Linked DNA regions of Homo sapiens: region 2 is linked to region 1. A link is a loop called in an ENCODE intact Hi-C map of the cell type or tissue named here. Cell type or tissue: mammary epithelial cell. All regions are shown on one strand. Each heading gives the region's core, and the rest is flanking DNA. Links, peaks and the distances in the headings are about the cores only.

Region 1 (16,495 bases), core at 3,954-11,953:
CACATATTCTGAAGGGGAAAATGAAAGACAAAGGGACTAGAAATGTCTTCACATTCCAATACCACGGGTGGGTGTGCAAACCTAGCCACCTTCAGGTGCAGACAGATGATGTAAGTGAGTGAAGCTGGGTAGGAGCGGGGTGTGGGGCAGCCTGTGTGCATCATTTAGATCACTCTCCTGGTGATGGAACTGTCATATTGGGGTCCAGGCTTGGTTCGGTCCCTCCATATGATAACACCGTATTGGCTTCAGAGTAATATGAACATGGAAATGAGAGGAAACCATATTGGGGAAATGACCCTAAGGTCATTAGGGTTGCAGCAATGAATGAAATGGGAGCCAGTCCATGCATGTGGTAACAAGTCCTGGCCCAACATGGACACACTGCCATCCGCAGGGACCTCCTTAATCAAAAGGTTGAAACTGGCCAAGCCAGTGCTCTTTGGTCTCCTTGCCACCCTTCTATGCTCCCTCTTTTCTTCTCACTGCTATTTTAAGACAATTTTCCCATTAGAAAGAAGTTTTTGTAATTATCTTTCTAAAAAGCACACGCAGCATTTTAATCATGTAGAGGCATTTGGTGTAGCATATTTATTTCAGGAAGTGGGGGAAGATGAAGCAAGGTGGAGGTAGAAAATAGAGTGCTGTACACAGAACTGGGAGCTCTTGTCTGGGCTCCACCACTGGTAGATGTGTGGTTGGGGGCAAGTCACTTCACATGTCTGAGCCTTAGTTTCCTCAACTGCAAAATGAAGTGTGTGGACTCACTGATCTCTAAGACTCTTGCAGTTAAGGCTCTAGTGTCCAGGGGCATGAAAGGACTGGACCAATCAAGGGATATGTGAAGGTCTAGAGAGAAGAACAGGGGAACGGGTCAAACCTGCCAGGCTTTCTCTAAGTTCCAGCAGAATCTACTTCCACGTCTACTCCAAGAAAGAAATAGGAAGGAAAATATAATACCCTCAATGCCAAGTCATCAGTTTTAGCTGGAATTATTTCCTCCCATCCATACTACCTCCCTCTCAACCACCAATAACTTAGAAAAGAAGGAAATTTACAAAGGCAGAAAGCCATGTTTCTTTGCTGTGGGTACCTGAGCGACCCAGGTCTGGCTTCATTGTGTAAACCATGGGACTGTCTCTCCAGGAGTCTCCTGGAGTCACAAATCTCCCTCTTTCAAGGTTAGAGTTACCAGGCTATGTGTGTGGCAAGGCCTTTTTCTCTTGGCTCTTTTGTCCAGAGAAAATAGAGATGGCTTAATTTCTGTCACTTCTGCAGTCCTCCTGTTGGACACCAAGTCCAGTCAGACCTAGCTGGCCAGACACATGAGGAATGCCATGTTCCCACAATCCCATCCACTATCGCTCACCTCTTCCAACCCTGGCCTGCCCCCGAACTAGCCCACCCTTCACCCCTCCCTGGAATTCTACTCTTGGATGCTGTTCTACCACCCTCCATCTCTCTAAAACTTACTGCCTCCACCCATGCCAGTATAACACCCTCCTTTCTGCCTTACTGGTGAAGCCAGCTCAGTGTTAGTAAGAGGGTGCTAAAATAGAAGTGAATGCATCCCTGAAGGACATTCTTTCTCTTCTCTGCTAACATAAAGTGGATAAACATTATTTCCTCAAGGTAACTCTTTCTAACCAAAAGAGATCCTAATAATAAGGGGTTTCAAACAGGTAGGAAAGAAGACCTGGAGTCTCAGGATTTTAAGCAGCATTTTGTTCAAACTTCTTCTTCTTTTTTTCTTTTTCTTTCTTTCTTTCTTTCTTTCTTTTTTTTTTTTTTTTTTTTTGAGACAGAGTCTTGCTCTGTCGCCCAGGCTGCAGTGTAGTGGCATGATCTCAGCTCACTACAATCTCCACTTCCCAGGTTCAAGCAATCCTCCCACCTCAGCCTCCCAAGTAGCTGGGAGTACAGGTGCATGCAAACATGCCCGGCTAATTTGTGTATTTCTAGTAGAGATGAGGTTTCACCATGTTGGCCTGGCTGGTCTCGAACTCCTGACCTCAAGTGATATGCGTGCCTCAGCCTCCCTAAGTGCTGGGGTTACAGGCATGAGCCACTGTGCCTGGCTGAAACTTCTTTTAAATATGAGAAAATGAGGCCCACAGAGGTGAAGTGACCCACCCAAGATCACACAGCTTAGTGTCAGAGCCGTTACTTCAATGCACGTCTCCAAACTCCTAGACCTGTATTCTCCTATGGAAAAGCTACTTGAGGTAGATGTAACATTGTGGTACTGTGGACTACATCTAGTCTAGACAACAGATGATTGACAATACTAGTTTACTGGGTCAGTGATAAGATACCTTAGACAGGAGAAGACGGATGGTAAGAGTATACTGTGGGATTTATAAAGGAAGTAAAGAAAATCTTTCAACACAAATTTCTATTTGCACACAAAGCTGATGAGCTTGATACCCAAGAAGGCCCATGTGAGCAAACACATTGCAATAAATGCTCTTGGGGACTGTTTTGGGTTGAATTATGTCCACCAAAAAAGATATGCCCAAGTCTTAACCCTCAGAACCTGTGAGTGTGACCTTCTTTGGAAATAGGGTCTTTGCAAATGTCATCAAATAAAGATGAGATTATATTAGATGAGAGTGAGCCCTAATCCAATGACTGATGTTCTTATAAAAAAGAGGGAAATTTGGCCATGGACACACAGAGAGAATGCATGTGAAGACAGAGGCAGAGATTGGAGTGATGCATCTACAAGCCAAGGAGCACCAAGAATTGCAGGCAACTGCCAAAAGCTAGAAGAGACAAGGAAGAGCTCTAAGATTCCTCCCCTAGAGCTTTTAGAGACAGCGTGACTTGGCTGATATCTTGATTTCAGACGTCCAGCCTCAAGAACTGTGAGAGAATCGATTTCTATAGTAGTAAGCCACGCAGTTTGTGGGACTTGTTACAGAAGCCCTAGGAAACTAATGCGATCTGGGAAACAGTTGGCTGGGCTGGGCTGAAGTGAAGAGACTGAAATCATGCAAATGCATATCACAAGGCAAGTTCCATGGGCTGGTCCTATGATGAGGCTATCCTGCACAGTGTGGCCTCTCATCTACGCTACTCCATTCCCATACTTCAGAGGCTGCCTGTCTTGCTTGGAGGCAAGTGAGAGGTTGGGAAGTGGAGGAACATTGGAGTGAGACACACCTGGTTAGGAATCCTCAGTCTGCTACTTACTAGTTGTGAAGTATCCTGTGGATCACAGACACCTGGGCTCTCAGTGTCCTCACCTGGAGAACACGGCCTTCCTCAGGGGGTTGTGGTGAGGGCCACTGCAGTTACCTGCCAAAGCTCGTCAAGGTTGGTTTCTTTGCCTCTGCTTTATTAAGTCTTTGAGCCAAGTTGAGAATTGGAAAGGAAACTAACATTTTCAACACCTCCCGTGTGAGAAAGGAACCCTACATTCATTAAATACTGGTGCTGCGAGGGGGCTTTCAAGCCAATTCTCTCATTTTAAAGAGGAGAACACTGTCACGTTGTAGATTTTCCACATTCCCCACTATGTTGGGCACCTGGGAGACCTTTAAATGAATGTCTGCTGATGGATGAATGGACTTGGAAAGGCCTCTAAAGAAAGGAGACTCAGTCTTATGGGGAGAATGAAGTCACATTTGACACCATTTAATGGGCTTTGCCCACCTCACTACTTTGCCCAGACTGGGATCTCACTGTCCTATTTCTGGCTCAATATCTTTCAAAGAATGGTTTGCTAGGCCCCCTTCCCTGAGAGACCTTCAGGTGGTCCAAAGTCTGAGCTTCAATTAAAGTTACTCAAAACAGGTGGTCAGGATTCATAAAGTGTTTTCAGCTATATAATTTATTCTACATCATAAGACCAAATGAAGAACCATTTTTTAAAAAGAATATTTAACCCAAAGTCAACTCTAGCTTAGCGCAGATGAAAAATATAGTCCCTATCATAAAGAGAAAATATGCAAGAAAACAAAGTAAAGAGTAGCTATAACAATCCCACTTTTTACCCAAGAGTAATATGCCTTCCATTCCCACCCAAGCTACTGCCTTTTTCACTTACCCCACTTTATTGCTCTCCATAGCACTTAATGCCATCTGAAATAGTATATTTTTTCATTTATTCAATTGAACCTATCTCCGCTCACTAAAATATTTCACAATGATTCAGACCTGGTCTCTTTTGTTTACTGATGCTTAGAACTGATTCATTTTGTTCATGGATGCCCAGTGCCTAGAACAGTTCCTGCTGCATAATTGATTCATAATACATATTTGTTAAATAAATGGATGAATGGATTAGCAAATAAGTTGGGGCAGGGAGAGGAGCAGTCACATGATATGGATAAGAAGGTAGAATATGAAGTGGCTTTTTTCCTGTAAACTTTGCCCCTAAATCCACCAGCCCTGTGTCAACTAGCCATTAAGATCATCTTTCTCTCAGTTCTCTCCTATGAATCCATTATTACCAAGCAAGGTTTGATTTAAAATTTTTTATGTGCTTTTTCCTACAGATGGGAATACAGAGCTCACAACTTTGGTTCATTTGGTATGATATTTTTACTGTAAATTAATAGCTTAGCATTTCATTTTTCAAAATTGGTTCACATCTCAAAAGAATTCTGAGGAACAGAACAACAACCAGGATGGAAACCTGTGGTGAAGACAGATAAGAATGGCACACAGGAGATTTGGGCTCTAGATCTCACTCTGCTTTAACTCATCTGTGTGGCCTTTGAAAAACCTGGGGTTTGGTTTCACCATTAAGGAATTGACCTTGATAACTTCTGAGTCTTCCGTCTTTCAAAGTTAGGATTCTATAAAACTTAATAAGTAAGTTCTTTCACGTATTTTGACTTCATAAGAGATGTCATTAGCTTGTATCGGACATCACGGATATCGGCAATCTTGTGAGGTTCATTTGGGTCGTGGGGTCAGCACTTTTTCTGGAGTCAGTGATTATTGCCATGAAAAGACAGATGGTGCCCCCATTAAAAATCTAAAACGCCAGAGGAGGCACTCCCTAGGGAAACTGGAGATCACACAGCAACTCTTTTCACATTTAAAATTGTACAGGTGTGTGGGTATGGGGAGGTTGCAGGAGGTACAAGAGGAAAGGAAAGCTGAGGCAGAGGCTAGAGGATGTGTAGGTGATGGTAAGGCAAGTGCAGAGAGCCCAGGTTTGGAGACTCACTCGTTTTCCCATGAGGGCCTGGCACACACCTAATCTTGATAAATGAGAATATGCCCATGAACTTTGAGTAGAAACATGAAAATATTTCCATTATGTGCCATGTCACTGTGGGTGAGGGCGAGAGCTGCATGTCCCATACATTTATCTGCTTTAGAGGTTTTAGTTACCCATTTGCCAGGACTGCCCAAGCCTGCTCTCTCTGTAACCCTTCCAGTGTTTATTATTTGAACTTCCCTGAGATCCTAATTGTCTGTTTGTAATACTGAGATCCTAATTGTCTGTAATACAGTTCTTGGGCTAGCTCTCTATACCTTCAGATCAGACATCTCGCCTGAGTGCTAGTTTTATATGACTGTCTACCTACATATTAGCATTATTTACAAATAATTACATTAAATTTAATATGTCAAAAACAAACTTAAAATGAGTCCATTTCCTAATTTACTCTGCTTCAGTCATTGGCATCACTGATGTCATTCTGAGACTTCAATTTGAAAGTTTTTTTTTCACCCTTTACAACCCTCCATCAATAATCAATCACAACCCCAATAAACAACAATGGTAACAAAATAATCAATCTACCCACTGCTCCATAAATGTTCACTACTCTATTAGTTATATTATGATTTGAAATGATCTGCTTAATCTCCCAGGGTTGTTGAGGCTTCTCTCATTCTTCTGTCACAGAATGCCTTACCATTCACCTCCTTTCTCTCCTCTCCACCTTAATCAGTGTTCTCATTGCCTCATACCTAAACTCTCAGAGTATCTTTCTTACTGTCCTCCAAGTCTCTAATTTTTCCCTGCTTCAATCCATGTCAAATAAATCAACCAACTGGTCTTTTAAAAATTACTTTCAGCAAGTCATGCCCTACAAACCTAGGAGGATTCTCATTTATCAATCACAGTATTTACAATCTCCTCATTTGGCATTTAAGAGCTTCAGTCAACTTCGGTCTCCCAAGCTACCCGTGATCTCTATTTGTCTTTATTCAACTCATACTTGTTTGAGTACTACAAGCCACCCCCTCCCTCAGTCACCCACTATTCTCCAGCATTCCCCTTCCTCCTCCATAAGGCCCAGCCTGTGTGATGCTCCCCTGCAGCCACCACAGTGACTTTGCTCCTATTCTTGGCCTACCAGGAATCCCCTCCTTTCTGCCAACCCAGATCTGACATTTCTTCCAAGATTCATCTTCTCCTGAGGGTTCCCCATGTGAATGAATCCCAGATCACATAATCTTTCCTTTTTTCTGAATTCCCTCAGCATTCTCATATTAGCTATCTATTGCTAAGTATTATTATCTTAGTATTTCGCATGTATTCATTGATCTCATTGAAATCTGAGCTGCAAAAGGGCACAGGCCAAATCTTCATTTGCCCACATCTTGACTGAGCAAGGACAGATACAAGGCCAGTAAGGACCTTGATTTTGCCCATAGCTCATGGACAAGGCCTACTTGCTGCAGCGTAGGCAGTAAAGGCAATAAATGTGCACCGGAGAGCTAAGACTAGCTCCTGGCACAAGGTTAGAGACTCGGACGTGTTTTGAGAAGTGTTTGTTAAATGCTGAAATAAATTTTTAAAGAATAATTCAAGCCCCTTACACACCATGTGTTTCTACAGCACAGAAATCTTTACTGTATTCATCCAAAATACAATGGCCAGTATAACCTACCAGGTCTCAATCACTGATCAGATTTGAAGTCCTTGACTCTTTTTGGCCAGAATACTAGGTCCAGCGGGGACAAAGTGGTGCCATCAGCTGCCTCTATCAGAACTTGCCTCTACACCTGCCAAGTACCCACAAGTTCATGTCCTACAAGTTAGCACCGGTTCATGTCCTTGAACCAAAGGCTGCCTGACTCCAGTACAAGTCAGATAGTTGTAGGGACATATATAAACCCAGCTCCCCTCCGCCTTGGTCCAGTTGAATCATGTCCTGTCCAAACACAGAACCCAGGCAGGTAACATTAGACCCCTTGCAGAAAGCAGAGAAGATGCCCCCTTCCACGGAAGTTCTTAGAGGGCAGAGAGGAAAATGGACTTACCCTCACACAGTAGTTCATGCCCATCCCCAACAGGTGCTGTAGAAAGTGCCTGTCCTGCCTGCTCCTAAGTGTTGGCTCCCCAGGGCCAGGAAGCGGGCACGAATCAGGGGTTAGGGCGGTTGCCCTGTGTCCCACCAGGTCCTGCTGCGGTGGAGGTGCAGTCCCGGACCTACTTAAACTGGTTTCTGGGGAAGAGGGGCCGCTGGAACCTGGGTCCCGGCTTTCCTGGAGCTTCAGCCGAGGCACCTCTTTGGTACCCAGGCAAAAGTTTTTCAGACTCAGCAAAGTGGCCGGGTTGGCCAGCTTCATGCTTGCCATGCGGGGGATCAAGGTGCACAGTGGGGTGGGGCTCTCCTGCGACGGCAAGGTGGCATCTTCAGTCGGCAGGTGAGGTGCCAGGGCGGGGTGGGGAGGCTGCGGCGAGCCCTTGTTCCCGACCGAGCCTCCGGAGCTACCTTCGTCCAAGGACGTGATCGACTCGTTCCGAAAGCGGCTGTACTTGGCCCTGTGCAGCATCCCGGGGTGCCCGAAGAGTCCTACATACAGCACGAGTCCTGCCAGGCTGTCCTGGCCGCGTTCTCGCATAGCCTTGGCAGTGCTGAAACAGGATACTGTTGCATAAATCGCCTCGTCGTCTGGTAGATAAACGGTGCAGACATCAGATACCTCAACGCCCGATGCAACTCACAGCAGCCACCTCTCCAACTCTGCTCTCGAGCTCGCCCACCTCGGCTCCCGGCCCCTTAAGGGTGACAGCCCATGGGGGAAACGCCTCCCCTGCTCTGATTTCAGTCTCTCCCTGGCCCAGGCAGAGGCACCAGTGTTCTCGCCTTGGAATCCTTGTCGGGAGAGCCTAGACCCAGGCTCCCGGCGGCGCGGGTCGCTCACGGCCAACTCTTAGGCGCAGAACCCGGGCGAGCGCCGGTCGGGGGGCCCGCTGCATCACTAGCCTTGCAGGAGCCTAGTAGAAATATTTAGCACCCGACTCCCACCCTCACCCCAGCCTTCTGTTCTGCACACAGGAACTTTCGAACCTGCTCCCTTCGGCTCTCACAGGGCGGGGCAAATGACTGGCCTATTAACCCTTTATTTGTTCCAGTGATTGTTCATTTAAAAAGGAAAAAAAAATGTATCTATGAACCAAAGGCCCTTTTGCCTGGGTTCGTTGATTCCAAAGGCTGCCCTCTCTTGGAAGATCTTGTCTTGCATCCCGTTCTGGGCCACCAGCCAGGAGTACTACTGACGGGCGCTGCTCCGCATTGTTTCACTGACTTGTGATGGGTCCGTGTTCCTCAGATCCCCTCCCAGCCTGCCTACCCTCGCTCAGAGCTTCCCTCCCTCCTGGATTCCTCTCGGAGCTTTTTTCAGAAGCCCATTTGCAGCCGAAAGCTGAGATGTGCAGGATGATACGCAGCGTGTTGAAATTTTTATGAATGAACTTTGCCGAATGAATTTCTCTGTGTGTGTGCAAGCTAATAAATCTGTGAATGAAGCTGAGAATAGCTGTAATTGACTGACGGTCTCAGAGGTGCTTGGTTTTTATCCAATCAGGAGGCAGCTTGATGACTCATACACCATAAATATACTAAACTAGTAGCCGAGAGAAATAAAGCTAGCGGGAGAGGAGGGACGTATTTTATTTTGTGGTATCTGATGAATGAGTTAAAAGGAAAGGCAATCTTTACTACAGATCATTAGCCGGGGAGCAGCAGGTTAAAAGATCTATTTTCTTTCTTGTTGAGATGGCCGGGAGGGCAGAGCAGAAGAGCTAAAAATTAGACCCATTGTTACAGGGATATTAGGACATATGGTTCACAACTCCTGTGGGAAGCCATGATGCATTTTTCTTAGAAACATAGTTCTTTTTTTATTGATTGTTGGTTCCATCTTCCGTCTGGTGCGACTTCCTGTACCTATCAAATGCATCCTGAAGACATGATGACAACTGCAAAGGCTTAGCACACAGGAAGCCAAAACCAGAGCTGGGAAAAGGAAATGCAGGTTCTTCAGGAATGGAGAAGAGGAAACTGCTGAAACACTGGGGGTGTGGGGTGTCGGGGTGGGGTGGAAATCACACATAGGAAGAGATAAAGAACTCTCAGAAAAGATTGCATTACTCCGTGTCTCAAGGCTTTGACATCTGAAATTGTTCATTAATTAAAAAATTAAGACAAACTGGCAACCAAAGGAATTAAGGGTGCCACCTTCATTATCTTATTGTCCCTAATGCTGGATTAGGCTTATGTATATTCATGACTTTGGGAGCCTGAGCTCCCTTGGGATCCAAACACAGGTTCTGAATTAAATGGTTGAGAGTGACCAGTGAAAGCGGCATCCTCCTCCCAAGCTCCCTGGTCCCCCAGGGAAATAAAGCACCCATCACATCCTGTCTGCCAAGCCTGTTCAGACATTTCTTTCCCTGGAAAGGCCTTTCTGCATCTTCATAAATCTTCCCTTCAATCCTTGTTGACCTCCTTTTCCCTGCCCTACATCTCCTCCTGGCAAAACTGAGGGAAGTAGCTAAATCAGTTGGACCCCACATCCCTGGGGCTGAGGAGACAGGCTCTGGGCAAGAATATTTACCTCTCATTCCTCCTCATTCCTCATCTGCTTTCTTCCTCTCATTTTTCCTGCCTTCCCCTGGGTCCCTGGGTCCCTGTGTTGCTTCTGTTATGCTATGATGACCTCATTATATGCTCCCTTTAGAAAGTTACTTTACCTCTCCGTGCCTGAATGTCCTCATATGTTGGCAGCAGCCATCTAATGGGGTTGTTATGAGGGCTTACGAGGCCCAATGCTCCATACAGTGCCCATCTCACTAAGTACATGTGGGCAGTATGAAAAAATGGCCATTGGAACCAGAGCTACCTCCCCTTGAAGCTCATATTCTTAACCCTCACACTGCAGAGTTTACATCATTCTAGGCAACTAAAAAGAAAAATTAGTACAAAGTGGGAGAAGCTAAGAAACTCAACATTGTCCAAAGAAAACAATTTTTTAAATCAGGTGGGCCTGGAGAAGGCTGGAAAGGACATGGGCCTGCCTGGCTGATAGGAATCCTTACAGAGGTCTCATGACTGCAGGATGGGGTGTCCAGGGGAGCCAGCTCATCTAGGTAGGCACCATGCTGGCCAGACTCCAGGAGCCCAGACCAGCCTACATGCCTCAGAAAGTGCGAGTCCTGGGAGGGTTGGGGGTTGCGAAGTGGGACTAAGTAAGGTAAGAAAGCAGTCATGGCCATTGTGGGCTCCTTCTCTTCCCAAAGCCTAGAGACCTTGGCTGTCCTGGGTAGCTCTGCTACAGCGTTTTACGAGGGTGAAAGAGACCAGATCTGCAACTGGAAGTGGGGAATAGCCTCTAGGCTGAGCCTGCCCAGCTGGACCACTCTCTCAGTCCTAACAGCCCAAGAGAAGGCTCGTTGATTGAATTGCTTTTCATTCTAGGTAGATGGGTGGGTAAAGCAGATGGTTTGCTTTTTCCAGGGCATTAGAACATCCTCTTCAATTAGTCATGATTAAAATAATATTAATAAGAGCTACTATTTGTGGAACACCTGACAGTTTACCTACATTCTGGTTCAATTATTATAACAAATTGTGGATGCTTGGATTATGTTCCTCACTGCCTTACAGATATGAAAATGAGGCTGAGAGAAAGGGCAGTGACTTGTTCAAGGTGCTCCAGCTGTTGAGCAATGATCTTGGGATCCCTCTGGGCCTGATTGCAAAGCCTCTGCTGGCAGCCACTGTACTCTGCTGCCTCCCAGGGGACCAGAGAGCTCAAGTCTAGTTTCCAGGCCTATGATGGCTACAGGGCATCTTACTGCTTCCTAAAGCTCTGAGAAATGACTGGACAGGAAGATGAGCTGGGGATTTTTGGAGGTTCTAGGGTTGTTGGGAAGCCTACCCCTGAGCTGGCCCTCACAGATCAATGAGATCAGGGCTGGCAGAATATTTTCCTATCTATGGTTTTCCTGTATCTACCCCTCCAAAACCCCCAGGGAAAGTGTATTTAGCCCAAAGATCATTTATCAGAAGATAATACTAGACTAGATATCTCAGGAAACCTTTGTAACTGGGCCACTACCTACAAGCAGTATGCACTCAGCAGCAAAATGTAATTGGATGAACATTAATCTGGGAATTCCAGAACCAGCTGTGGGATTTTGAGTAAGTTATTTAACCTCTCTGAGACTTAGGTTTTGTATATGTAAAATGTGCACAATAATAATAACATCTGCTGAGCACTAACTCTAGATCAGGTCCTGAACTAAGTGTTTCACATTTAAGCCCCCCAGCAAGCCTATGCAGCAGGTGCTATCTGACATTTACTGACTTGCCCAAGTCACATAACCAGGAAGTGGTAGTTGTGGTGTAGAATCGAGCACTGACTCACTCCAAACTATGCCCTTAACCACTGTGATATGATCCAGTGTATATGAACCTAACTCCTACTGCATGCTCGATAAATGTTAGTTCTTGCTCCTTTCTCCTCCTTGGAAAGCATACCTATAAAATTCACCCTAAATACCTCACAAGTAACAACATGAATAATAGATAAGAAAAACCATTATTGTCATTAAATCATCTAAGAACCATGAATGCCTCATCATTGCCCTTGGAAAACAGAGTTCTGCTTAGACCCCAGCAGTATGCCTCCTTTACTCTGAGACATCCCCTCTCTAAAGGCACCTGCTAGGAAACAACATGTCAGCTTCTTAAGAGACATCCTATGCTGGCTGAGCTTCTTGAGTAGAACAGGCAGTTTCAAGGAAGACCTGGGTCAGGCTGGGTCATGCTACAATTAGCCAGGTCCAGGAGGAGGAGAGAAGAGAACCTGGCAAAAATGCCAGCCCAGTTTTGAAGATAATCCAATATGGAATTCGGGGTAGAGGAAGGTTGTGCTAGAGGATATGGGGAAGAGGAGAGAGAACAAGGCAGAAACATAATAACTCTGGGGGGCTGTAGGCCAATTGCTACTTTGGAACAAAGTGGAGCAGGTGGCATCTGAGTGTTATAGCACAAGGACTGTTACTTCATCCCTCCACTACAATTTCTACCATAAAGCAGGCCTACTAGCAAAGGATTTTCACTGAGCAATACCCACAATGAGTCTAACAGCCCATCAGCTGGGAATGAAAACATTGCTGAAGCTCTATTTTGGGGAAAAAATTCCACAAGAAAATATTTATATAAAGTTCTTGGTAGAGACCAAAATATCATTTTCAGGATGGGGAAATGAGATGGTGAAGAAGAATTGTATCTCTGAGAGTAAGGGCCTAGCCTCACAAAAATCATATCCCCCAAAGTTGTCATTAACTCTAGAAATAATCACCTTTTGCTTCCTGAACCCAATGTTTTCTGTTTTTTTCACAGTCTCCAGCCCTGTAGGTCAACAGTTTTCTGATGGCTGCTGTTGATCTCACACTCCTAGAACTAGGACCAGCTAAAAAAAAAATGAACAGGAAAACGGATATTTTCCTATCTGTTGAAAAGAAAATAATGTACCTGGGAAGGCTATGTAAAGAGTTAGCATGAAGATGAAAAGTAGATGAATTACTTAGGGTCATGTTCAGTTGAAAATAAGATAAAAATTAAAAATTATAATAGATTAAATAGAAAGTTTATTACTCTGGAGGTGGGAAATCCAGAGGCAGTGTCAGCTCTTGGCCATCCCTAAAGTATAGTCCTTCTCCTCATAGCCCAAAATAGCTGATGGAGCTCCAGATATTTCATCTGCACTCCAGGCAGCAAAACGGATGAAAGGACAAAGAACGATACGCCCTCTCTCTTTAAAGAAACATTCTGGATACCCCATACAATGTTTTAATTTATATCACATTAGCCAGAACTTAATCACATGCTGTACCTAGCTGTAAAAGAAGATAAAGTCTTCTTCATCTGAGAATGAAAAAGTCTTTTGTCTGGGTGCGTGGTTGCTGCACAGAAAGTCACAGTTCTGTTACTGGGGGGAAGAAGATAAAAACAGATATTATCTGCCATGGTAATATTTTTAGAAGACCTTCTACTTTATTAAATTTAAACCTAGCATAGGATTAAAATGTTCTTGGCCAATGTGGTCCAGTTGTCCCCTTTTTTGTACATGCAAACACACACACACACACACACACACACACACACACACACACAATGCTTATAAATGACCCATGTAAAAACAGGCCCTGTCAGAATAGAAGCTTACCTCTGCAGAGCCAGGGGACTGATGGAGTCTCTAGGCTCTGAAAGGTGGTCAGGTGCTTCCAGGGGCCAGCAGCTAGAAGCAACAGAAAGTGCATCCAGGCCATGTCAGATGGCAGGCCAAGTAGTTAATTGGGGCCAGGAAGATTTTATAAGGAGTAAGTGGGTGTTAAAGTGGTCCAAGTACAATCATCAGGTGGCTGATTCAGGAGCAGAATCTCCACTCTAATTGTGACTGGCAAGAGAAAAAGGCAAAGATAGAGTCCTGATAGGCTGAAACTCTGACACTATGAATTGGCTAATCCAATCCTCATTTCCAACTTTCTTTTCCTTTGCCCACCCCCACCAGGAAAAGCTAAATACTCTCCTTCTCAGGCTTCCCTGTAACTGCAGGGAATAGGGGCATTTGATACAGTTCTGATCTACGAGATGCAAGTTAAAATATGATGGGGACTTCTGGGAAAACATCTACTTCCTAATTAAAAGGGCAGATAAAACTGGAGCCCACTCTTTACCCCATGTCTTCTTGTCTTGAATGTGGATATGATAGCTAGAGTTATGGTAGCCATACTGCAACCATGAAGGAAAGACCAACCAAATTATGAAGCCAATGCTTTGACATCATTGAACCCCTGAACCAAGACCAGCAATCACCTCTAGATTTGTTATGTGACAAAAATTAACCTCAATAATTCAAGCAACTCAAGCAGCTCTTAGCTGTTATTTATGACTTACAGCCCAACACATTGCTACCTGACACAAATACAGTGGCAAGAACAGGATCATAAGAAGAGCAGGGCCTCTAGGTATGAGACAGAAGCACAGTTATGACAGGAGATTATAGAATCAGGTGGGAAAAGTCCAAAAGCAGTCAGATCAACCTGGTTTCAACTCTGGATGTTGACAGTATGGTAAGCAGACTAAGCACTCCCAAAGATGTCCATACCCTAATCCCGGGAACATGACAAAAGAAACTTTGCAGATGTGATTAAGATTACAGACCTTGAGATGGGGGAATTATCTGCGTGGGCCCAATCTAAACACACAAGTCCTTCAATGCAGAGAACATTTCCTTGTTGTGGTAAGAGCTAGGAAATTTGAGATATAAAAAAATGGAGGAAAAATTTGAAGCGTGAGAAGGATTCACCCTACTGTTACTGCCTTTGGAGATGGAGGAAGGCGCTATGAAGACAGGGTCCTCAGCTGACAGCCAACAAAGAAACAGGGATCTCAGACGTAGAGCTGTAAATCATTTAATTCTGCTTAAAGTCTGAATAAGCAAGAAACCAGATGCTTCTCTAAAGTCTCCAGAAAGAAATGTAGCCCTGCCAATACTTTGATTTAAGCAGGTGATCAGAGAGACCTGTGTCAAACGTCTACCCCAACCCTTACAGTAGCAAGATAATAAATGTGTGTTGTTTAAACTAAGGTGGTGGTAATTTATTATGGCAGCAATTGAAAACTAATACAGATTTTGGCACCACAAGTGAAGTACTACTATAACAAATATAAAATGTGAAGTGGTTTCAAAACTGGGCAACAGGCAGTGGCTGGAAAAATTTTGAGGAGCATGACCAGAAAAGGCTAAATTAAGATCAATATCACTGTAATAGCCAAACTGCCCAATGCAATCTATAGATTCAATGCTATTCCTATCAAACTACTAACATCATTTTTCCCAGAATTAGAAAAAACTATTCTAAAATTCATATGAAACCAAAAAGGAGCCCAAATAGCCAAGCAACCCTAAGCAAAAAGAACAAAGTTACCCAACTTCAAACTATACTATAAGACTACAGTAACCAAAACAGCATGGTACTGGTACAAAAACACACACATAGATCAATGGAACAGAATAGAGAATCCAGAAATAAAGCCACACACCTACAGCCATCTGATCTTTAACAAAGTTGACAAAAACAAGCAATGGGGAAAAGACTCCCTGTTCAATAAATGATGCTGGTATAGCTGGCCAGCCATAAGCAGAAGAAAGAAACTAGACCCCTACCTTTCACCACATACAAAAATTAACTCAAGATAGATTAAAGATTTACATTTAACACTTCAAACCATAAGCATCCTAGGAAACACCATTCTGGACATCAACCTTGGGAAAGAATTTATAACTGAGCCCTCAAAAACAATTGCAACAAAAAGAAAGATGAACAAGTGGGACCTAGTTAAAGAGCTTCTGCACAGCAAAACAAACTATCAACAGAGTAAACAGACAACCTACAGAATGGGAGAAGATATTTGAAAACTCTGCATCTGACAGAAGACTAATATGCAGAATCTATAACTTAAGCAATTGAACAAGCAAAAAAAAATCCATACAACTCTATTAAAAAGTGGGCAAAGATATTAACAGACATTTCTCAGAAGAAGACATACAAGCAGCCAAAAAACATGAAAGGATGCTCAATATCACTAATCATCAGAGAAATGCAAATCAAAACCACAATGAGATACCACTCATACCAGTCAGAATGGCTATTATTAAAAAGTCAAAAAACAGCAGATGTTGGCACGACTGCAGAGAAAAGGGAATGCTTATATACTGTTGGTGGGAATGTAAATTAGTTCAACCACTGTGGAAAGCAGTTTGGAGATTTCTCAAAGAACTTTAAACAGAACTACCATTTGATCCAGCAATCTCATTTACTGGGTATGTATCCAAAAGAAAATAAAACATTCTACCAAAAAGACACATGCACTCATGTCTTCATTGCAGCACTATTCACCATAGCAAACCTAGTTTTCTTTAACTAGGTCCCACTTGTCCATAGCAAAGACATTAAATCTACCTAGGTGCAGATCAATGGCAGATTAAAGAAAATGTCATACAAATACACCATGGAATATAATGCTGCCATCAAAAAAGACAAAATCATGTCCCTTGCGTTGACATAGGTGAAACTGGAGGTCATTTTCCTAAGTGAATTGACGCAGGAACAGAAAACCAAATACTGCATGTTCTCACTTATAAGTGGTAGCTAAACATTGGGTGCTCACGGACATAAATATGGCAAAAATAGATACTGGAGACCATTGGGGGAGAAGCCAGG
Region 2 (16,495 bases), core at 2,966-10,965, 66 kb before region 1:
ATTGCACTCCAACCTGGGCAACAGAGCGAGACTCCGTCTCAAAAACAAAAAACAAAACAAAAACAAAAAACCCTTCCCTTAAACAGTCTGCAATTCTATATGATTTATATAGTTATCTCAAGAGCTTTTGCATTGGCCCTTTGGACTTTTCAAACCAACAAAATATTCTAGGGCTCATAGCTTAATAGCAATAATACTAGCTACCATTAACACAGAAAGTGTAATAGATGCCAGACGCTGTGGTAGATAGTATGTAGACATCACTTCGTTTATTTCTTACATAACTCTATAAAGTAAGTGCTATTTTCTCCCATTTTACAGATGAGTAAACCAAGGATCCAAGAGGTTAAGTAACTTGTCCAAGAGTACACCATTTGTAGGTGGCTGAGGCAGGACTTTAATCCGAGTCTGTCTAACATCAAAACTTTTGCTTTCTTTCCACAGGGAAAGCTACTGTACCCATGTGCTATTACCTCACCTTTACCACTATCCATATTTATACTAGAAAATAGGCCAGGAAGCCTAAAAAGTCTAAAATGTTATAATGCAGAATACATACATTATAAAATGTGGAAATTGGAAGGCACTAAACTGGCCATTTAGTGCAACTCCCTAACTCCACAGGAAATAAGAACAGAGTCTCAGCAAGATGAGATCCCATGCTCACTGGTCAGTAACAGCCAACTCTGGCACCCTACATTTCTGACATAAAGCCCAGGGCTTTCTCCCCTCTGCAGCTGGAGGTATCACCACGTCGGACAGTGTCAGGCAACTCGGAAAGATTTGAGGGACAAGAGCAGTTTTGAGTGCAGCTCTGATATCACGCCACCTAATAAAGGCCAGGCTGGACCTTGGTCATATGGTGGGATGAACGAACAGCGATTTTCATACTATCTTTGCCATAATTAGGGAAACATAAACAAGAAAACCACATCATCATTTACCTTTCGCTTTTTAATGGCTCCATTTGCCCCGGGGACAGCTTCACACAGGCGACTTATTGCTTCCCTAAAGAACAGAAACCATATAAATAAAGACTTAGCATACTACCTCCACACAGTAAGTGTTTAAGAAATGTTAGAAATTATCACGACCAAAAAGTACACATACATAATAGTGAGTCTAACACAAATGGTATTCTCCCAGCCCCACAGGAGGAAATGCTGTACTTACTCCTTCTGCAGGAAAACCTAGCAGCACCCTAATACTGAGCAATTGCTTTACAACAAGGAGCTCTACTATTCGCTTTTTTCATCTCTGTTTTTCCTTGGGTTTTCAGATTTTGTTTATTGTGTTGTTGATTTTTAACCAAAAAGGAGGGGCAGGGCATTGTCATCTGGAAATACTTCGCAGTTTTATCTTTAGCAAAATCATCTCTGTAATGTTATGAATAAAAAGCTTCATAGTATCTCAGAACTAAAGACAATTAAATGCAAAAAGAACCTGACACGAGAAAATTTAAAAGGATCGGGAGAACGTTGAACTTCAAGGTGGTCTCAAATGGAGTTTTATTGACTAGGTTGCTGCTGCGAGCCATTGAGCTTTCATGTAATTTCACAGAAGAAAAGAAATCAATATCAAATTTCCTCCTTTGCTTACTTTTCTGCCCTTCCTATATATTGCACTTCCTGAGAGAAAGGCACCGCTAAAATAAGTAGTTGCTCCTTAATGGAAGTGGTGAAGAAACTGGCGCCCTCCTTTCCAGAAATGCAGTTATAACTAAAAGCTTTTGTCTCTGGGACTCTGAGCATTCATAACTGCCCAAGCTTTCACTCTGTGTAATTTGAACCTTAGCCTTGTGGCTTTGAACACATATATTAAACTTCTCACAAGGCAAATGGAAATCTCTTCTGGATTCCCCAGAGATCATTGTTTAAATTAATAAACTATATTCTCTCACACACACACCAATACACATACACATGCAACATTGTATTATAGTTTTTATATATATTATATTTCACAATAATATTTTCTATAGTTTCGATTCCCAAAGGAAGTGGGGAGAGGTCAGAGAGAGGAATGCAGACCCATTTTTGTTTTGTTTTGTTTTGTTTTGTTTTTGTTTTGAGACGGAGTCTCGCTCTGTCGCCCAGGCTGGAGTGCAGTGGCGCGATCTCAGCTCACTGCAAGCTCCGCTTCCCGGGTTCATGCCATTCTCCTGCCTCAGCCTCCCGAGTAGCTGGGACAACAGGCGCCCACCAACACGCCCGGTTAATTTTTTTGTATTTTTAGTAGAGATGGGGTTTCACCGTGTTAGCCAGGATGGTCTCGATCTCCTGACCTCGTTATCCGCCCGCCTCGGCCTCCTAAAGTGTTGGGACTACAGGCGTGAGCCACCGCGCCCGGCCATGCAGACCCATTTTTAAAACTACAGCTATGATATTTTGTAGTGCAGAGCGATGTTCTTCTAGAAAATACTTTTGAAAGATAAGCAGAATTCCCAAAGATTCTAGGCATTATTTTGCACTTATAATGTATGTTTTAGCTCAGATCATTTTTTCTATATAAATGAAACTCTTCTTCAAGGTATTATCTTGTCTGATTTTTGCATAATTATCTGCAACCAAAGGATAGAATGGATCTTTGGTTAGCATATATTCTCAGAATTTCATATTTATTGTTTCTCTAGGATTCTATCCTTTGTTCTCTGGAGTCAAATAGAAGGATAACACAGATAGTTGGGCCCTCTGGCTTGGTTGGTTGATTGACATTTTGAGTCATCTTAATGACTACTCAATAATTGATAAGACTCATATTATTAATCCAAATTGGCACTGATACTGCCGAAATAGCTAGTCCAGGCACCCCACTCTATTGACAGTATTTAATAAAGAGGTATTATAAGATAGGGCAGATCCTTTAATCCATGAGAGTGATTTGGATGTTTTGGTCTAAAAATACAAAAAATTAGCCAGGCATGGTGGCAGGCACCAGTAATCCCAGCTACTTGGGAGGCTGAGGCAGGAGAATCTCTTGAAGCCGAGAGGCAGAGGTTGCAGTGAGCTGAGATCACGCCATTGCACTCCAGCCTGGGCAAAAAGAGCAAAACTCCGTCTCAAAAAAAAAAAAAAAAAAGTTGACTATAAATGATATGAACTTAAAGTAAAAACAAAGGTGGATATTGATGCTGCCAAATATAATAACAACAATAATAAAAATATAACAATAATTATATGCCAAATATAGTAACTTTTTACTAGAAGTTGTTACTTTTATATAGCATCTTGTAATTTCACAAACTGTTTTCCCACACGTTTGTTTTCTTGATTCTCACACCAATTATCAATATCTTCTAACAAAAAGTAATGCAGTGAATTGAAGCTGAAGGGAATACTTTACAGCATGAATACCTCTCAAGGAGGTTTTGAAAGGATGAACCTTCCTGGCAGGGAGGGGATTGGAAATTCTAGACAGACAGAAGAACATAGGTGAAGACACCAAAACACAAAGTATCATGATATGAGGGGAATTACAGGTACTTTGATATTGCTGGAGCATAACATATGGTAGTAGAAGAGTGAATATTAACTAAGAAATAAGAGTCTAAAAACTGTTTCTGTGAAGTGCCAGACGGTAAATATTTCAGACTTTGCTCTTTTGCAAGTACTCAACTCTGCCATTGTAGCACAAAAAGCAGCCTTAGCCAATATGTAGACAAGTGAGCATGGCTGTGTTCCAATAAAACTTTATTTATAGAAACTGAAGGCTGGCCAGATTTGGCCCATGGGCCATAGTTTGTTGACCCCTGGATCCGATAATTCACACAAAAGGAGGGAGAAATCATTTGGCTTTTTAAGACGGGAAAATATTCACATTCATTATAATTTTAAAATTGAAAATTAAAACAACAAGATACTTCACTCATATTAAATTAGGAAAAAAGATACAAAACCCAGTGTTGGAAAAGATGGGAAATATTCTGCTTTAGGCATATTTATCCATTGCCAGGGGCCTTGGTTAGTATTAATACAATCTGAGAGTAATTTGGTAAAAGTTGACAAATGTCAAAATTTATCAGAGCACAGGTGGGGCGTGGTGGCACATACTTGTAGTCCCAGCTACTTGGAAGGATTGCTTGAGCCCAGGAGTTCAAGGCTGCAGTGCCACTGCACTCCCACCTGGGTGACAGAGCGAGGCCCTGCCTCTAAAAACAATTTGTTTAAATAACTTATTACAAACTTCGACAAGGTGGGGAGAAGCCTGTATTGGGATAGCATTGAGTATATAAGTAAAAGAAACACTTCAAGTAAGAAACCAACCCGAAGTCTTGTGATATAGAGATAAAACATATCAAAATAAATATTGCCACTCGGACTATAGAAATATGAAGAAGTCTATATAAATTAGTGTGAAAAAGTAGAACTTGCAACAGTATGTACACATTGGTAGCAGCTATACAAAATTAATCCTGTGTCAATAGTAATATAGAAAGAGCTTGTAAACTATGGCTTGGTTTTAGGTGCTTTTTTTGTGGTTTGCTATTTTGTTTCTGATTCTACCGATGTTTAGATATAAACAAGGTAAACAATGTTATGTTTTACTTTCATTGTGCACTTGATCGGATAAGTAATCCTTTAAAATATTGAAAATAATGCAGAGTAAGTTCCTTCAGCAGGAGTTTTGCTAGTGTGAGGCAAAGGTGTTGAGATGTGAAGGCACATCAAAGATGTCCCAATGGAGAGGTGACACCCATAGAGAGACGGGACAATGTTCCTGTTATGGATACTAACAGATGTTCTTTATTTCTCTCTCTGCTCCCATTCCAGCTTAGCTTTTAACCCCTCCATCTTTGTAGCCACTAAATCCAGATTTCCTTTTTCAGTTTTTTAAGTAGAGTTACCTGTTTCTATTCCCAAAAGTTTCATAAAGATAAAAAATCTTGAGCACGTTTAGTAAAGCCTTTTAGAATGGTGCACCTTGCAGTAGCAGGGAGCCCGAGTTTCAGTGAAAGAACAGCCTCTATTTATATTTATTTATTTAATTTTTTTGCTTTTGTAGAGATGGGGGTCTCACTCTGTTGCCAGGTTGGAGTGCAGTGGTGGGATCATAGCTCAATGCAGCCTCAACCTCCTTGGGTTCAAGCAGTCCTCCCACCTCAACCTCCCCTGTGGCTGGGACCACTACAACTGGCAAAAACCGCCACAATTAGCTAATTTTTTCTTTTCCTTTTTTATTTTTTGTAGAGACAGGGTCTCCCTATGTTGCCTGGGTTGGTCTTGAACTCCTGGGCTCAAGTGAGTCTCCCACCTCAGCCTCCCAAAGTGCTGGGATTAGAGGTGTGAGCCACAGCTCCTGGCCAGCCCCTATTTACTGAGCACTCTTTATGGTCAGGCCCAGAAGTGAGCACCTTATGTACATCATTTCATTGAGTCATAACAGTACCATTCCAAGGTATGGACTTTACCCTCATTTTACCAATGAGGATAATAAAGTTCAAATAATTTAAATAACTGTACAAATAACGCAATTGACAGTGAGAGAGACAGAATGCAAATCCAGTTCTGACTTCAAAACCCACAAGCACCGGGGAGGAACCATATTGCCAGATGGATAAAAAGGAGGGAGTCCTAGGCTCCAGAGACTAGGGAAAGTAGTATATTGACTGTCCTTCCCTTGTTCACTCCCCTAACATAGTGAGGCGCAGCTCTTTGGCCAATCGTTAATACCCGCGTGGCTGGTAAACTACCCAGGCAAAAGGACAAAGTGGTAGGGGCTGACTCTAGAAAAGGCTTACTCGGATGCCCCTGCCCTTCCCCAGCCCTCTGCTGTCTATGGCTGGCTGCCACCTCCTGGAAGAAACGAGCATCTGGAGCCAGGCTGTGCCCACCTGGGCAAACACATATGAGTGTGCACTCACACGCTCACTCAGAACTGTATATTTGAGGCATGTGAGGCTTTACAGAGCGCCCAAAATCTCTTGATATACAAAACTCTGCTCAAAAGAAAAAAAGGGGAAAACTTGTGCTTATGAACTTGCTTTAAAAAGTAATAATTAGCCAGGCACAGTGGCTCATGCCTGTAATCCCACCACTTAGGGAGGCCGAGGCAGGAGTATCCCTCAAGTCCAGGACTTCGAGACCAACTGGACAACATGGTGAGTCCTTGTGTCCACAAAAATATATATATTTTTAAATTGCCAGGCACAGCAGTGCACACCTGTGGCCACAGCTACCCAGGAGCCCGATGCAGGAGGATTGCTTGAGCCTAGGAGTTCAAGGCTGCAGTGAGTTAGGATCACATTACTGCACTCCAGTCTGGGCGACAGAGCAAGATCCTGTCTCAAAAAAAATAGTAGTTATTAATTTTTTGAATTGGAGACTCTAAGATGAGCCATGCCTCTCTCCAGTAAAAGACCTATTTGTACAAACTTTCCTTCTTTCTTTTTCTTTCTTTCTTTCTTCCTTTCTTTCTCTCTCTCTCCCTCCCTCCCTCCCTCTCTCTTTCTCTCTCTCTCCCTCCCTCTCCCTCTCTCTCTCTCTCTCTCCCTCCCTCTCCCTCTCTCTCTCTTTCTTTTCTTTCTTTTTTTTTTTTTGAGACGGAGTCTCACTCTGTCGGCCAGGCTGGAGTTCAATGGCATGATCTCAGCTCACTGCAACCTCCGCCTCTAGGGTTCAAGCGATTCTCCTGCCTCAGCCTCCCAAGTAGCTGGAATTACAGGTGCCTGCCACCATGCCCGGCTAATTTTTGTATTTTTAGTAGAGATGGGATTTCGCCACATTGGCCAGGCTGGTCTCAAACTCCTGACCTCAGGTGATCTGCCCGCCTGGCCTTTCAAAGTGCTGGGATTACAGACATGAGCCACCGCGCCCAGCCTGTACAAACTTTTCTATTCCATTTAAGAAGGTCCACTCCTCACCCCAAAGCTCCCCAAAACATTCTGTGGACCTCTTAGAAATTACAGATCCCAGGTTAAGAAATACTGCTTTAAATTAACCTCTCAAATTCTGCTGGCCTTGCTGATAGCAGCGTTAACAAATCTCCTGAAATCCCAGCAAGGACAGGCAGATAGATGCCTACATTTTGTTGCTTTTGTTCACAAAGATCTTTTCTTCCCCTGCTACTGGGACCAAGACATTAACTGTAACATTTTCAAGAACAAATAGTACTTTCAGTGCTTTTCTGGAGTCTCAGCCACACCCTTGGGCCAACTTTACAAATGCCGAGGAGAAAGAAAAAGAAAACAGAGTTGAGAGCGATTTCTCCTGGGGCTCAGGGGGTCCCCGCCATTCTTGCAGCCCAAGCAGCTGCGCTCCTGCAGAACCTTTTTGGAGCTGAGTGGCGGTGAGACTTTCTCCAGCTAGCAAACATTCAGCAAGTGTCTGCTCTTAGAGGAGCAGAAATTTTGGGGTTTCAGTGGCTAAAGATTTCCATCCTGGGAGCCTGTATTAGAAAGAAAGAGAAACGCCCCAGAGCACCAACAGTGGCCACTTTGTTTATTGTTTCGCCACATGAGAGAGAAGGGGAGAAGTGGGCTGATGTAAGAGAATGAGAATGCCGTGGAAGATTTGCTTTTAAGCATATAAAACCCTGCCTACGCCATAAGACCAAAAAAAGATATTTTGTCTGTCTTAACAGAGTCCAAACTAATCATCCAAACAAAGCCACCTTTCTTCATCAACTCCTGGCCACTACAACACTTAAGTTATAATTCTTCTGTGTTTTTAACCCTTAAACAGTTAAGCTCCTCTGGAAGCAATGTCGCCACACACACACACACACACACACACGCACACACTTTTTTTTTTTTTAAGTTTGGAAGGCAATATCACAATCCAAGACAAAGGGGAGCATTTAATGGGAGGAGAGGCTGCGCGGCAGATTTTTTCTGGTGAATGTCAAGATGCAGTTCTTCAGTAAATAGGAAAGCCAGAAAATGTGCAACATGAAACCAGGCAAAGGGGCCCAGCTGGAATGATTAAAGGCAATGATCCCCACATCCCCCACCTTCTGACACACACACACACACACACACACACACATCTATAGTCACATATGCAGTGAAGGAGTAGTTCCAGTTTTGTCCCTGCAAATAGGAATGAGAATAAAATTTTAATCACAGCAAGAGCCTTTCCAAAATAAAAAGTCAACGATACTCAGCCAAAACAAATTCACCTGCGTTTCCCAAAGGTCTTTCTTTCACTTTGCATCTCCAACGTAAGTCCTTAAAGAAATCAGTTAACAAAGTCTAAGGGACATGTTGCACCCTAAATGTCTTGGATTGCCTTCTTATTATGAATGAAGAGACTGAGTAATTCAGACTGCACATCCATGTGGTATCATGCTGTTCTCATTGTTCTAGGGAAACCAGTACCATCTTTTTTTAAATCTTTGCCTCCAGGACAGCAAGGCTCAGTGATCTATGTGTTCAATTTTGTCCAGCTTAGTGAAATTAAAGACATCCAAGAATTTGTGAAAGCCCTCAGACAGGACACTTTAGAACAGGAACCTGCCTCTGTGGCGATAAGCACACAATGAACGCAGTCAGTGCCCACAGACCAGTTGAAAATGGAAAGCCTCAGACTTGCTTTGTGCTATTATCAAGGGGCATCACCCGTGTACTCTAGGAGGGTGAACTCAGCCTCATAAAATACATCCTTTCACTTTAGAAACAGGCACCTCGGGTCCCAGGATGGTCAAATAAAACCTTTGAGTACTGCCCACAGCATTTATCCCCACACTGACTTAGTGTCCCACTCTGTTCACCTGAATTGTACTTAAAGTCTGTTTCTAAAGTACATTTGCTAGCCAACCCAGCTCAGCAACCATAGGAAATGGGTTTGTCTGTCTACTTCGTGATTCTGCCCTTTGGCTCTGATGCAAATGTGAACCCATTAATCACACTGGAATGAAGTGAAGGACCCTCTTGTCTGGAGTATCACATCTCCCCTATAACTCTCACTAGTTAACGGACATTAAGTGCTGGTTTTTTCCTGTCCCCACAGAGATTTCCTGTAATACAATCATGTATCTCAAAATTCAAACACCTACACCCACAAACTGATGGCTTATAGGCTTTATAAGTGGTTAAAGAAATGACAATAAGAAATAGAGTTGGTTTCATATAAAATACATGGGAATTTATAAATTCAAAAGATTGTTCTCCTTTAGGGTAAACTGGGCTTCTTTAAAACAACTTTGTTTTTGACAAAATATTCAAAATATTATGAAGGTGTGTCTTTTGGAGTTAAAGAGTGCACTGATGCATAATGTGGTCACTTAAAAGCCAAAGCTCATTTAGAAAAAAAAAAAAAAAAAACCGAAAACAGGTCTTACTTAGTCACCCACTTTATTCACTCAAGCTCACTCTAAGCAATGTATATCTACTTCCAAAAATTCTTCAGAGAATACTTGGAATTTTAAAGATATTTAAAACAGTTTGGCCAGGTGTGGTGGCTCACACCTGTAATCTTTGTACTTTGGGAGGCCAAGGTAGGCGGATCACTTGAGGTCAAGAGTTTGAGACCAGCCTGGCCAACATCGTGAAACCCCATCTCTAGTAAAAATACAAAAATTAGCTGGGCATGGTGGTGCACATCTGTAATCCCAGCTATTAGGGAGGCTGAGGCAGGAGAATTGCTTGAACCGGGAGGTGGAGGTTGCAGTGAGCCAAGATTGTGCCATTGCACTACAACCTGGGTGACAGAGCAACCCTCCGTCTCAATAAATAAATAAATGAATAAATAAATAAACAAACAGTAAAACAGTTTGTCATACAGGTGTCTATATTACTGAGCAAGACAGCAATTGGTGTAATGAATATATTACTTCTACCACTGTTTTTTTTTTTAAATAACTCTGGTTCTTTTAAAGGCTATTTGGCAAATATGTTGTAAATTTTTTTGGGAATTCCATTTTTTTAAATGTGTGTGCACCTCTGGAAGGAACGAACAACTGGCCTACCAAGTTAATCCACCTTGACAAATAATAGTAGGACAACTTCAGCTTGCACATCCACAGAGAGTACACCATTTAGGTAAGTGGTGATCAAACTGTAAAGTTCTTAAGAATCAACTGGGTGCTGGTTAAAATACAGATTTCTAGGACTGTTCCTAGAGGTTTTGATTCTGAGGTGAGGCCTAGGAATCTACAGCTTAACAAACCTTCCAAGTGATTCTGACACAGAGTTCATGAACCACACAGCTGATTAAACCTACTTGGACTCGTTGCATTGAGTAACAGGTTCTGTGCTCTATAGCTTAGACCAGATGGTTGTGTTAGTGCGTGTTAAGGAATGAGGTCACCTCTTCCTAGAGGCTAGGCTAGGGAAGGTTACACTGTCTATACGTTTGATGATATTCCGTTCTGGGGAATTTTGTTTTCAATGTAGTCACTCTATATTCTGGGATAGATATTTGGTATAATCCTCTCTTCTCCTCTCTGCCTCCCCCATTCTCATCTCCTAAAGAAGAAGGGCTTTATGGCTGGGCGCAGTGGCTCACACCTGTAATCCCAGCACTTTGGAAGGGCTAGGTGGGAGGATGACCTGAGGTCAGGAGTTCAAGACCAGCCTGGCCAACATAGTGAAACCCCATCTCTACTAAAAATACAAAAGTAGCCGGAAGTGGTGGTGGGCACCTGTAGTCCTAGCTACTTGGGAGGCTGAGGCAGGAGAATCTCTTGAACCTGGGAGGTGGAGGTTGCAGTAAGCTGAGATCGTGCTACTGCACTCCTGCCTGGGCTACAGAGTGAGATTCCAACTCAAAAAAAAAAAAAGAAAAAAAGAAGAAGAAGAAGGGCTTTTACCAGAGGGCACATGGAGGTCCTGAACATCTTTGCTTACATCACCCTTTGCACACACAAGCAGTGAGAGAGTGGCCTGCATTCTCTCTCTTATCTGGAGGCAGCAAGGTCATCCTGGAGGCAGCAAGATCTAATCTATTTGCCCCTAAAATGCATTCAACACTCTAGGCAGTGGTTCTCAGCCTTGGCTGCACATTGGACTACACCACCAAGAATTTTACGAAGTTCTGAAGACTGGGTCTCAGCTCCAGAGATTCTGAATTAATTGGTGCCGGACAGGGCTTGGGGGTCAGAAGTTTTAAGATCTCTTCCAAATGCTTCCAACAAGGCTAAGGTTGAGAATCACTCTAGCAGCAGTTGGCAAACTTTTTCTGAAAAGGGCCAGGTAGGAAATATTTTAGCCTTTGCAGGTTATATAGTTTCTGTTACAGCTACTCAATTCTGCTGTTGTAGCTAGAAAAACAGCCATAGGCAATCCATAAACAAATGGATGTGCTTGTGTGCCAGTAACACTTATGGACACTGAAATTTGAATTCCATATGATTTTCATGTGTCACAAAATATTCTTTTGGGGTGTTTTTTCCAACCATTTAAAAATTGTCAAAACCATTCTTGGCTGACAAGGTGGCAAAATCGAAATCAGGTAGCAGGTGGGATTTGGCCTGCAGGCTGTTGTTCTCTGACTCTTGCTCTAAAGCAAACCGGAAACAAATGTAAGAGGCTTTGGGGTCGTGGTCAGTTATTAGCTTGTGCATGGTGCAAAGCTTATTAGAGTGTAATCTTTTGCAAGGATTGTTTATACATATTTTGAACTTTGTCTTGTTCGGTTTCTTGGTACAGGAAGTTGGGTATTATAAGAAAGGGGTCTTTCCCTATGTCAGTATAAGAATTATGGGACTCCCTTTACGCTGTAAATTATTGTTTTTCCATTCTTTTATTCTAACAGCACTCAGTAGAGGCAGATGGAAACAAATTATTTTTTCCTTTTAATTATCATCTAACCTTCATTAAGTGATACTATGTACATGAAACAGTGCAAAGTGTTTGGGCAAGCAATACAGAAATAAACAAAAGTGCAAAATTATAGTAACTGTTAAAATTTGATGGCTTTATCTATAACTCTACTTTCTAATGATAATAGAAAGTGAGGAAAAGCTAGTCAGGTAGACTCTGCAGTTAGCCAGAGTTCAAAATCTAGCTGTCTCTTACAATCTCTGTCACCCTGAACAAGTTTTTAAAGCTCTCTATGTCTCAATTCCTTAAATATAAAAAGTAAGAATAATAATAGTGCTTTGAACAGTACCTCAGTAAATGCTAGCCATTATTATTGCTTTATCCTTATAATGGCTATCTACTTTAAGAACTGGGTCTAGGCCGGGTGCAGTGGCTCATGCCTGTAATCCCAGCACTTTGGGAGGCCGAGACAGGCAGATTGCCTGAGCTCAGGAGTTTGAGAGCAGACTGTGCAACATGGCAAAACCCTGTCTCTACAAAAAATACAAAAGTTAGCCAGGTGTGTTTGCTTGCACCTGTAGTCCCAGCTACTTGGGGAGGCTGAGGTGGGAGGATTGCTTGAGCCCGGGAGGTTAAGGCTGCAATTAACTGAGATTGTGCCACTGCACTCCAGCCTGGGCCAGGAAGTGAGACTGTGTCTCAAAAAAAAAAAAAAAAAGAACTGGGTCTAACCTAATTTGTACAACACCTATTACCCAGCAAAGTATTCTCTGTGTTATAACTGGAATGCTATAGTTAATATGTTATATAGTAGGTCAAATTATGTCTATCATGTGTATAGTAACGGATGGTATAAGTTTCTATAAAGGCAGAATACATGTCTGGCTTTCTTCAGATATTGCATGGTACCTAGTAGGCTGCCTTGGAAATACAATGTATTCAACATACAAATGTTAGGTAGTGCTATGTCATCAAAACAAAGTGTAACCCTTGTCTCCCTATATAAATCCAATCCCCCTTCAGGACAGAGGTACTCATTCCTCCAGTTGCTGGGATGCTCACTTCTCATGGATCACAGCTGAGTTCCTTACACAGAAATTGTGCTCTCTAGGGGAAGTTGCCCTGCCCATGTTATGACCCCTCCCCAGCAGCAGCAGGCATCCAACGACCTGACTGGTCAATATGGGGTTCCAAGGCCTGGTCCCCGTACCTCAATATGGGGTGACTCTGAAGTGCCATCCTAGCTCCAGAACTGCCCATGGAGTCTGCTGTGACTTCATTGCTTTTCAGCCTCTCCCTCTGCCAGGCCCTGCTTCCCTTACTCCCTTGACAGTTGATTTCAAGAGCCCTCCTAGTAAACCTTTTGCATTCAACTCTCCATCTCAGAACATGTTTCAATATCCAGCCTGAGACGTGCTAACAAGCTGCTGCCAGAGTTATGCCCCCTTAAACTTGCATACACTTAACTAGATGATGTCTTTCAAGAACCTATTTTGTCACAGACAACAGTGAAAAAAATCATTTTCAGAGAATTTCTCATAAGAGACACAGATGATCTGGATCAAAAACACCCATTTTTTAATTGTTCAAACATACACTACAGTACACATTTCCTAAAGTAAGTGCAGCTCTCAAAAACTGCAACTCAATCACATATAATTAAAGGGACCAGAGCTGTGCACTTACTCTACAAGGCATTTCTCAGCTTCCCTACTGAGAACACCAGCAGGAAATGGAATAAATCTGCCTGGCAGGTAGAGAGATGCACCAACTGTCCTGCATTTACTTTGGCCACAAAGCTCTCCTTTTACCAATGAAAAGACTATCTCTGGATGAGATTAGTTTTTGATGAGTTTTGGGTGCCTCCCGTCTAGCTCACTCTTCCCAAAAGGAATTATATCATTTTTTTTCTAGCTATTTAGGATGTAGCATAGTTAAAACTCACTGTTCTCACATTCCCTGATATTCCCATTTTCCTTTCTTAAAAGCAAAAACAAAACAATTAAAACTTGCAGATGCTTTGGGGGACTTTCTGGGGAACCACCTGCTCAAAAATAAGGAGCCTCCATGTAATCTGTGGTCCAAATTACGTGGAGACCTCATTTTAAAATCACTGGATAGGCTTCCCTTGCACATGCAGGCCTCAAAGTGCAGTCCTCGGACCAGCAGCATTAGCATCGCCTGGAACTCATTAGATATGCAAATTATTGAATCAAAAAACTCTGGGGCTGGGGTCCAATATTACGTGTTTGTTTGTTTGTTTGTTTCAGAGACAAGGGCTCACTATGTTGCCCAGGCTGGAGTGGAGTGGCTATTCACAAGTATGTGATTATCACACGCTACAGCCTCAAACTCCTGAGCTCAAGTGATCCTCCCATCTAAGCCTCCCAAGTAGTGGGGACTACAGGTGCATGCCACCACCCCCAGCTAACATTCTCTGTTTTAAGAAGCCTTTGCATACTAAAGTTTGAGAACTACTATCTCACACATTTTTTTTCTCCTTAGAAATCACAAAAGGACATTAAAGTATCTTTTCCTACAGATTTATGAGTATCTTTATGAAGACCTTCCAGAGAGAATTCACAAAAAAGGAATCTGGCATCTTAAACCCAGGATTAAACATTTCCTTATTCTGACCCTTCTGGCTTTCAGCACTTCCCCAAGATTTGTTCCTTAAAATTATTCCACTTTGGTTGACCCATAATGCACAAGAGGCAGGGCAGATCTGATTTCCAGTTCTACCACCTATTGACTTGCTAGATGACCTTGGTAAATTTTTTAATTTCTCTAAGTCTCAATATTCTTATGGACAAAACAGGGTTAATAGTAATATCTATTTTATAAATGTTAAATTTTGTGATGACAAAGTTGATAAGTCGCTATAAATTAATAATAAACTGCTATTTCAACAGCCTGCTAATAGATGAAACCATGTTTGATCTCTTCAACTAGAAAGAGGTTAAAGCTCATCCAGTTCCACATGATTGAGAAATCCTTCCCTTCATCTGAATCAACTTGTGGACCCCAAGGCTGTCTGAACCAAATGAGTATCTTCATGAAATTTATTTTTATTCCTTTGTTCAAAAATATACCTGGCTGGGCACAGTGGCTCACACCTGTAATCCCAGCACTTTGGGAGGCTAAGGTGGGAGGACTGCTTGAGGCCTAGAGTTTGAGACCAGCCTGGGCAATATAGCAAGACCTCATCTCCACACACACACACAAAAAAATGTAATTAGCCAAATGTGGTGCTGTATGACTGTGGTCCTAGCTCCTTGGGAGGCTGAGGCAGGAGGATCACTTGAGCCCAGGAGTTTGAGACTGCAAGGAGCTTTGATCATGCCACTGCACTCCAGCCTGGGTTACAGCATCTGGGTTACAGTATGAGATCCTGTCTCTAAACACGACACACACGCACACACACACACACACAGACACAACACACACACACACACACACACACACACACACGGATGGCACCCATAAGCCAAACACTCTCCTGTTGAGCCAGGGACCTGACCTAATTGTCCAAGAGCTTCTTGTTTTGGAATTTGGCCAGGTTTAGCACGTCAAATCCTATGTTTTAGATTCTCTAGGTCTTTTCTGCTTTTCTCTAACCAGCAGTGACCATGGAAAGTTCAAGACCTCCAGGATCATCTCAAGATCTGTGATCCAGGCCTGAGAAGCCTAGAAACCTCTCCGTTATTCGATAAATTATTATCAACCCAACTATGTTCTAGAAACTGTGGCTCTGAATCCTTCCAGCTCCAGGGACTGGGCTTCTGAGGAAAACCTTCAAGCCCAAAAATGATGGATGATGGAGCCCTTGTGGTTGCTCCACTGAAAAAAGACCTTAGGGAAACCAATCCCTTCCAGGCCAGACATCCCCCAGGGCACACTCTGAGCTTTCTCAGGAGGCTGCCATTCAACTGCAGCTTCTGTGCTTCCCAGAACAATGGTTCAAAAGGCCTATTCTTACTTGCATTGTAAAATGATTAAGACTAGAGGCTGGCCACTGTATCTATCAAAATCAAAATTAGAAATCCAGGCTTAAGGAAAGCAAAAAGGGGCCACCAAAGAGAGATACTAGAATGTATTTTCATCTGACTCTGCATGATGAAGAAGGCCTGGGAAGAAATCACTGGAGAAAGCTATTTCATTCAGCAATCAGAGCTAAAAATACACATGCATAGGCTTTCACATTCATGTGTTTTAATCTCTGAATTAATTTGTTTCTCTTCAAACACTTGAAGCCATCTATTACCATCTATATTTCAACATGGACAGATATATAACTATTCTTGCTTAGGCTAGTGAATGTGTATGTATTGCCTGATTGAGGAGCTGTGTTTGTGTAATAATATCTGCACATCTGTATGTTTCTATAGATTTATATGGATAAATTAGCAGGCCCTGCTTTTAGCCACAACATATTTTTAGAAACCACTTCATAATGTAGATCATATTTTCCATGGAAAAGATGCTATAATTGGGAGTTTCATTCCTGACCAAGGACTCCTCAGCAAATGAAATATAGAAACTGCCAACAGCTTGTCATGGAACGAAAACTATGACTATTTTATATACCTCTATAAATATCTAAAACTCTAAAACAATGCCCTAAGTCCTATAAAAGGGGCCCAAATATATACAGTACCTATACATGGAGTCTCAAAGTTTAGAAATGTTCAACAACCACATAAAAATACAGCTCAATTGAACTATGTTCTACAATTAACTCACTGCTATAATAACATCAAACATTTGATTAACAATTTTGCAAATATTAGATTTTAG

The links. A loop is a pair of places that touch in the nucleus more often than their neighbours do. Peaks named below come from ENCODE experiments on the same cell type or tissue, not always from the same donor. Only the 100,000 strongest peaks of a DNase experiment are listed, where the experiment ranks them.
Region 2: a loop joins it to region 1, with 5 times the contacts of the local background. A loop is called at or near these places in 7 of 110 quality-filtered maps.

Annotation. Positions count from the first base shown.
Region 1 is chr15:48,955,198-48,971,692 of GRCh38, forward strand. It overlaps SHC4 (SHC adaptor protein 4), which reads right to left and starts at 8,722. Exons shown (of 12, transcript NM_203349.4): 1 at 7,234-8,722. The coding sequence starts at 7,818. RefSeq lists enhancers at 7,196-7,698, 7,699-8,200. In mammary epithelial cell, for the core only: CTCF peaks have their summits at 8,428 (motif pointing left) and 10,984; DNase peaks (open chromatin) are centred at 8,464, 8,754, 10,984, 11,624 and 1 weaker place; H3K4me3 peaks cover 1,684 bases; H3K27ac peaks cover 1,405 bases.
Region 2 is chr15:48,889,804-48,906,298 of GRCh38, forward strand. SHC4 (SHC adaptor protein 4) reads right to left here. Exons shown (of 12, transcript NM_203349.4): 3 at 945-1,008. Among named protein-coding and RNA genes, the nearest start is that of EID1, 20 kb to the left of the region's middle. In mammary epithelial cell, for the core only: no CTCF peak of the experiment used is centred there; a DNase peak (open chromatin) is centred at 7,448; H3K4me3 peaks cover 931 bases; H3K27ac peaks cover 1,991 bases.